Linked DNA regions of Homo sapiens: region 1 is linked to region 2. A link is a contact called in ENCODE POLR2A ChIA-PET data. All regions are on one chromosome and are shown on one strand. Each heading gives the region's core, a stretch centred on a gene start or an enhancer-like site at or near the end of the contact. The rest is flanking DNA. Distances are from core to core; before and after follow the strand shown.

Region 1 (2,721 bases), core at 25-2,524, 2.2 Mb before region 2:
AATTAGTATAATAGACTATAAGTAAAATAGACTGTATATGTACTTAATGTAAAATACAAGCTTTCGTAAATAAAGAACAGTGCTGTATTTGATTTGCCTGGCTCAAATAAGCAAGAAATGGGCTCTTTCAGCAAATTATTATCCCTCATGCTGGACTGTCACTTAGTACATAATTAATATGAGCCAGGGATTATTCTAAGCACAGTTCATGTTTCATTTACTCCTCAAAACAACCTTATATGACATAGGCATTATTATATTAGATCCAGTTTATAAATGAGAAAACTGAAGCTTGGAAAGATTAAGTAATCTGAGTAAACTAGTAAACTGCAAAACTGGGATACAGTCCAAGATTGGGCACATTTTAAAACCGCATGTTTAACTACAATTCTCCATTGTCCTCAGTATTTTGAAATCAGGAGTATTTATGCATGGATTCAACAAATATTCACTGAGTGCCTGCTACATGCCTGGCACTGCCCTACGCACTGGGGTACTGCAAATGAACAAAACAATCCAAAATCTCTGCTCTCATGGGAATTTCTGGTGAGGGGAGATAGGTGATCAATAAATGAATAGGATATATAGTATGTCAGATGGTGACAAGTGATATGGAAAGAAGTAAGACAGGGAAGACAGCCTAGGGAATGCCATCCTGAGATGAAAGTTGAAATTTTAAATAGAATGGTCAGGGAGGCAAGACATCAGTGAGCAGGTGACTCAAGCAGAGACCTGAAGGAGGTGTGGGTGGTGTGTTCTGGGAAAAGCAAGCCCGGTGTGGAGGGAGCACAGTGGGGAGGGAAGTAGCTGATGAGGCAGGGAGATGGTGCGGTGGAGGTGCACAGTGGCGTGTGTGGGAGGAGGCAGGGCCTGCAGAGTCCATAGGCAAGTTTCAGGAATCAGAGTTCCAAGGTGAGTGGCCATCAGAGGGTTTGGAGAGGAGCAGATATGATGGGCATTTGAAGTAATCCTCCTGCCTCCTGGCTGCTGTGTTGAGGAGGGAGGGAGGGAGGTAGGGAGAGAGAGAGAGGGTGAGAGAGAGAAGAGAAGAGAGAGAGAGAGAGAGAGAGAGAGTGTGTGTGTGTGTGTGTGTGTGTGTGGAGAGAGAGAGAGGGTGAGAGAGAGAAGAGTGTGTGTGTGTGTGTGTGTGTGTGTGTGTGTGTGAAGGAGGGTACTTAGGAGGCTGTATAATCCAGTAAGTGATGATGGTGGATTGGTCCAAGTTATCACCTGTGGGGATGGTAAAAAGTGGTTAAGATTTTGAATACATTTTGAAAGTAGAGCCAACAGGATGTGCGGATGGATTAGATGTGAGGAAAAAAAAGACGACTGAGGAGGTTCTGTCCCTCAGCAGCTGTAAGGATGAAAGTGGCATCTATTGAGATATAGAAGATAGGAGCAACATTTTGGGGGAAATATCAGAAATTTGGTTTTGAATATGAGAAGTATGTGATGTCTATTAGACATCCAAATGGAAATGTCTAATAAGCAAATTGGATAAGCAAGCCTGGAAGTCAGAGAGAAATGTGCTGAAGTCAAAGCTATGAGGCAGTGACGTGAGACAGGTTTGAAGATTAAGTCCTGAGCACTCTGTGCTTAGAGGTTAAGGAGATAAGGAGACACCAGCAAAGGAGACTGAAGAGGAGTGAGCAGTAACGGAAGAGAGAAACCAGCAGACCGTTTCCTGCAGGCTGGGAAAGAAAGCGAAACAGGAAGGAAGAAGTCCGAACCACACCAGATGCTGCTGGCACGTCTGCACGAGGACTGAGAACTGACGAGTGGGTTTGGCGATGAGAACGCCGGAGGGGCCTTGGCAAGCAGTTTTAGCGCAGTGAGGCGGGAAGTCTGATCGGAGCGTGGAAGTAGAGGAACTGAAGATGGGGAATAGAGGCAGCTTTTCATGGTAATTTTATTATAAAGATAAAAAGGAAGAGCTTTGGGGCATTTGAGGTAAAACATCTTTACTTTTTTAAGATGTGGGAAATGGAAGCTTGTCTAATGATGCAAATGACTCAGTGAAGGGGAACAAGCCAGTGATGCAGGGGACAGTTGGTAGAGCAGGGCCCCTTAGTAGGTGGAGCAGTGGGATCTAGTGACAGAGCAAGGGCTCTGCTTTCTATAGGGTCTTGGACCTTTGATCCAGAGAAGATTGCATCCACAGGCCTCTCTGTAATAGGCAAGGAGACGTGGTGGGGAGAGCTTGTGGAGGTTCTTTTCAAGTGATTCTGGTTCTCAGTGAAATAGGAAGTCATGTCAGCTGAGGATGAGGATGAGAGGGGAGATGTCAGGCTTATGGGGAGAAGTATGAGAGTCCTGTAGGAGAATGAGCAAACTAGGAGAATGTGGTAGGACTGCAGGACAGAACAGAGGGCCCCATTTTGAACATGAAGCCATACAGAGTGGTAGCATTCAAAATAGACTACAATTCTTTAACTGAAAAATAATGGGGGCCTTGTTTTCTATGGACAGAATTCCCCTATAACCAGTACCACCACCCTATGCCAATTTATTGAATTCTTAGAATCACAGGAACTCTTTCCAAGTCCTGTCCTTAATTTAGTATTTAGGGGAAGATCCCACTCTAGAATAAAGTAAAGGAGCATGGATCCAAGTGATAACTTTTTAGGGTCCTTTCATTCTCCCATTAATTAGCAATTTTCCTGATGCTGTCCAGATCTGTGAGGCATCAAACTGCCCAGCCACCTAACTCCAGACACACTC
Region 2 (2,727 bases), core at 28-2,527:
CTGGCTCGTGTCTGTAATCCCAGCACTTTGGGAGGCCAATGCAGGAGGATGACTTGAGCCCAGGAGTTTGTGACCAGCCTGTGCAACATAGCGAGACCCTGTCTCTTAAAAAAAAAAAAAAAAAAAAAAAAACAACAACAACAACAACAAAAAGACACAAATTAGCTGGGCACAATGGTGTGTGCCAGTATTCCCAGCTACCCAGGAGGCTGAGGTGGGAGGATCGATCGAGCCCAGGAGTTTGAGGCTGTAGTGAGGCATGATCCCGCCACTGCATTCCAGCCTGGGTGACAGAGTGAGACCCCATCTCAAAAAAAAAAAAGTCCAAATTCTTTACCCAAGTAGGTTTCCTGTTGGGCTTGACCTGCACCACTTCCTGAGCTGTTCCTCTCTTCCCTCCATCAGGAACCTCTTTAAAAATTCCTCTTGCCCTTAGTATACCCCCAAATCTTCCCCCACTTTCCTTTGGGGTACAGTGAGTCTAAGTGATCCAGAATTTAGAGCCAGAAGCACTTGGATCCTTTCACTTCTAGTCCTGTGATTTGTGATAAGTTGCTCAAATTTCTTAAGACTCCGGTTTCCTATTTGTAAAATGCTGACAATCTGTCTCACAAGGTTGTCGTACAGATTAAATGATATAAGTTATGAAAAGTATGTTTAGCATCTTGTCTATCACTTTGTGTATAAAATTCAGTGTTTTTTTTCCCCCTGGCCTCCAAGCTCCCCTGCCTACCCTTAGTCCATCCCCCTTCCTTTCTGAATCATAACTTCTCTATAACCTCTTTATTCAGCCCTGGTATAATTCACACATCTGAATCATTATACCTCCCTCCTGCTCGTCTGACCCTCTGAGTCTTCCATAAAAATAACATCAACTTTCCTAAGGGACCCTTTCCCATTCAATCAGTTGTCGTGGGGAGGAAAGAGTGATTGTTTTGGCCCATGGGCATCATGAGAATGTAGAGTGGACCGTTAACAGTCAGGAAACCTACATGGAAAGGGTGGCTTAGACACTTTCAAGTGCAGTGACTTTGGACAGCTCATTTAATCTCTGCGTCTTGGCTCCCTTATCTGGAAAGTGGCACATAACACCAACCTTGCAGGGTGATTGTGTGCATCCAACAAGATAATGGAAGTGAAAGTGCAGTAATGTAAAGCACACCGAGATGTAGCTTAGAACAGTTACTCTCTTCTGGTGCTAGTGCTTATGAAAACCTAATGCTGGTGGTTTCCACCTTCAGAGCACATGTCAGTTGCCATTGGATTTCCTCAGAGTCACCTCCCTGTCAACCGTCTTTCACTGTCAGAGTCCAGATTGGCCACATTTCGGCTGAGCTTCCTGGGGCCCCGTCTTTGGATGAGAGAATTGGTGTGGGAGTGGCACAGCCCTAGTAGGCCAGATTTGGCACATAAAAATTCAGGCACCTAATTAAACTGAACTTGAGATATATGAGTAAGTTTTTACTGTATATATGTCCTGTGTGATATTTATATGTTTCTTCCAACCCTGAACTCTATAGAAAGCTGGGTGGACACCTTTCCTGCACTATGGCCATTCACGGTGGCCTGTGAGCTAAAGTGACATTCTGACCATGTCCTGACTAGTCACAGAACATGTGCCACCCTCTTGGCTAGTCATTTTACTCAGGGAGCTGCTCTTGGTGGCCATGGCCAACTGAGGATGCTGATATATGTGCATCTGCACAAAGCTCTCCTGGTACTGGAAAACTGACCACAATTTTCAGGTCTCCATCGCCCATCTTCTGCATCTTTACTCCTTGGGTGATCTCATGTATCCAGCAATTCTCAGTTGAAGACAATTTAAAAATCTATCACTGAGCATCAGCCTTGCTCCGGAAGCACAGGTGTGAACCTGACCCAGTGTGTACTCTAGAGACCCTTGCAGCCTCCGAAGTTGACAGTTTTAAACAGTCAGAATCACCTTCTGATTCCAGCTCCTCCTCAGGCTCTCACTTGGTTCTAAAGCATGACCTATAAAAATGCTCCAATAAGTACATCTTCCTCACACCATGGGGGCAGGAGAGTGGGTCAGGCTGCATACCACAAATGCCACCAGGCCCTCCCATTCCCTTGCAGAGTAGTCCTAGGACCCCCTGGAGAAGTCTCCCAAAGATGCATGCTAGGGAACACTCTCCATATACACACACATTACAAACACAAACACAAACGCATGCAGAATTTATTGCCTTTTTCTGGCCAAACCTGATTCCAATTAGGTTAACTTCCTCTGTTAACTACCTCCTCTCCTCCCCAACCTGAAGTTGTGACATGTTGTCTCTGCTGTAGCGTCCAGATGGCCAAAGCATGGGGCAGGGCTGACCCTGATGCCCCATGCCAGGCCCCTGCCCCTAGCCCCTGCAGCCATCTGGGTCCGTGTGGATCCATGTGGGATCTCAGTAGCTGCCCCCTTCCAGTTCCCCACAGAGGAGGAAAAACGTCAGAAAAGGGAAGTGGGGTTAAGATGGTGCAGACGAGTTAGTGGGTGCAGCGCACCAGCATGGCACATGTATACATATGTAACTAACCTGCACAATGTGCACATGTACCCTAAAACCTAAAGTATAATAAAAAAAGAAAAGAAAAAAAAAAAAGAAAGAAAAAAAAAAAAAGATGGTGCAGTCAGTTACAGCATCTCCACTGACATTCCGGCTCCCAAAGTTTTGTTGCTGATGTCTCTTCCTTCATCCTTTCTGTTCTTGTAAGTTC

The links. ChIA-PET counts read pairs that join two places held with the same protein, here RNA polymerase II (POLR2A).
Region 1: POLR2A ChIA-PET joins it to region 2 with 10 read pairs in PC-3. The contact joins two enhancer-like sites. POLR2A ChIA-PET finds 5 or more read pairs at or near these places in 2 of 52 experiments (PC-3 and activated CD4-positive, alpha-beta T cell).

The regions. Positions count from the first base shown.
Region 1 is chr13:48,491,669-48,494,389 of GRCh38, reverse strand. The region is part of intron 14 of RCBTB2 (RCC1 and BTB domain containing protein 2); the gene reads left to right. Among named protein-coding and RNA genes, the nearest start is that of RCBTB2, 40 kb to the left of the region's middle. RefSeq lists an enhancer at 830-909. Within about 2 kb of position 1,274, at least 31 of the 41 ENCODE cell types and tissues checked have a DNase peak (open chromatin) inside an H3K27ac peak, as active enhancers do.
Region 2 is chr13:46,332,666-46,335,392 of GRCh38, reverse strand. RUBCNL (rubicon like autophagy enhancer) reads left to right here. Exons shown (of 15, transcript NM_025113.5): 15 at 1-712. Among named protein-coding and RNA genes, the nearest start is that of LINC00563, 36 kb to the right of the region's middle. RefSeq lists a silencer at 1,199-1,278. Within about 2 kb of position 1,277, at least 2 of the 41 ENCODE cell types and tissues checked have a DNase peak (open chromatin) inside an H3K27ac peak, as active enhancers do.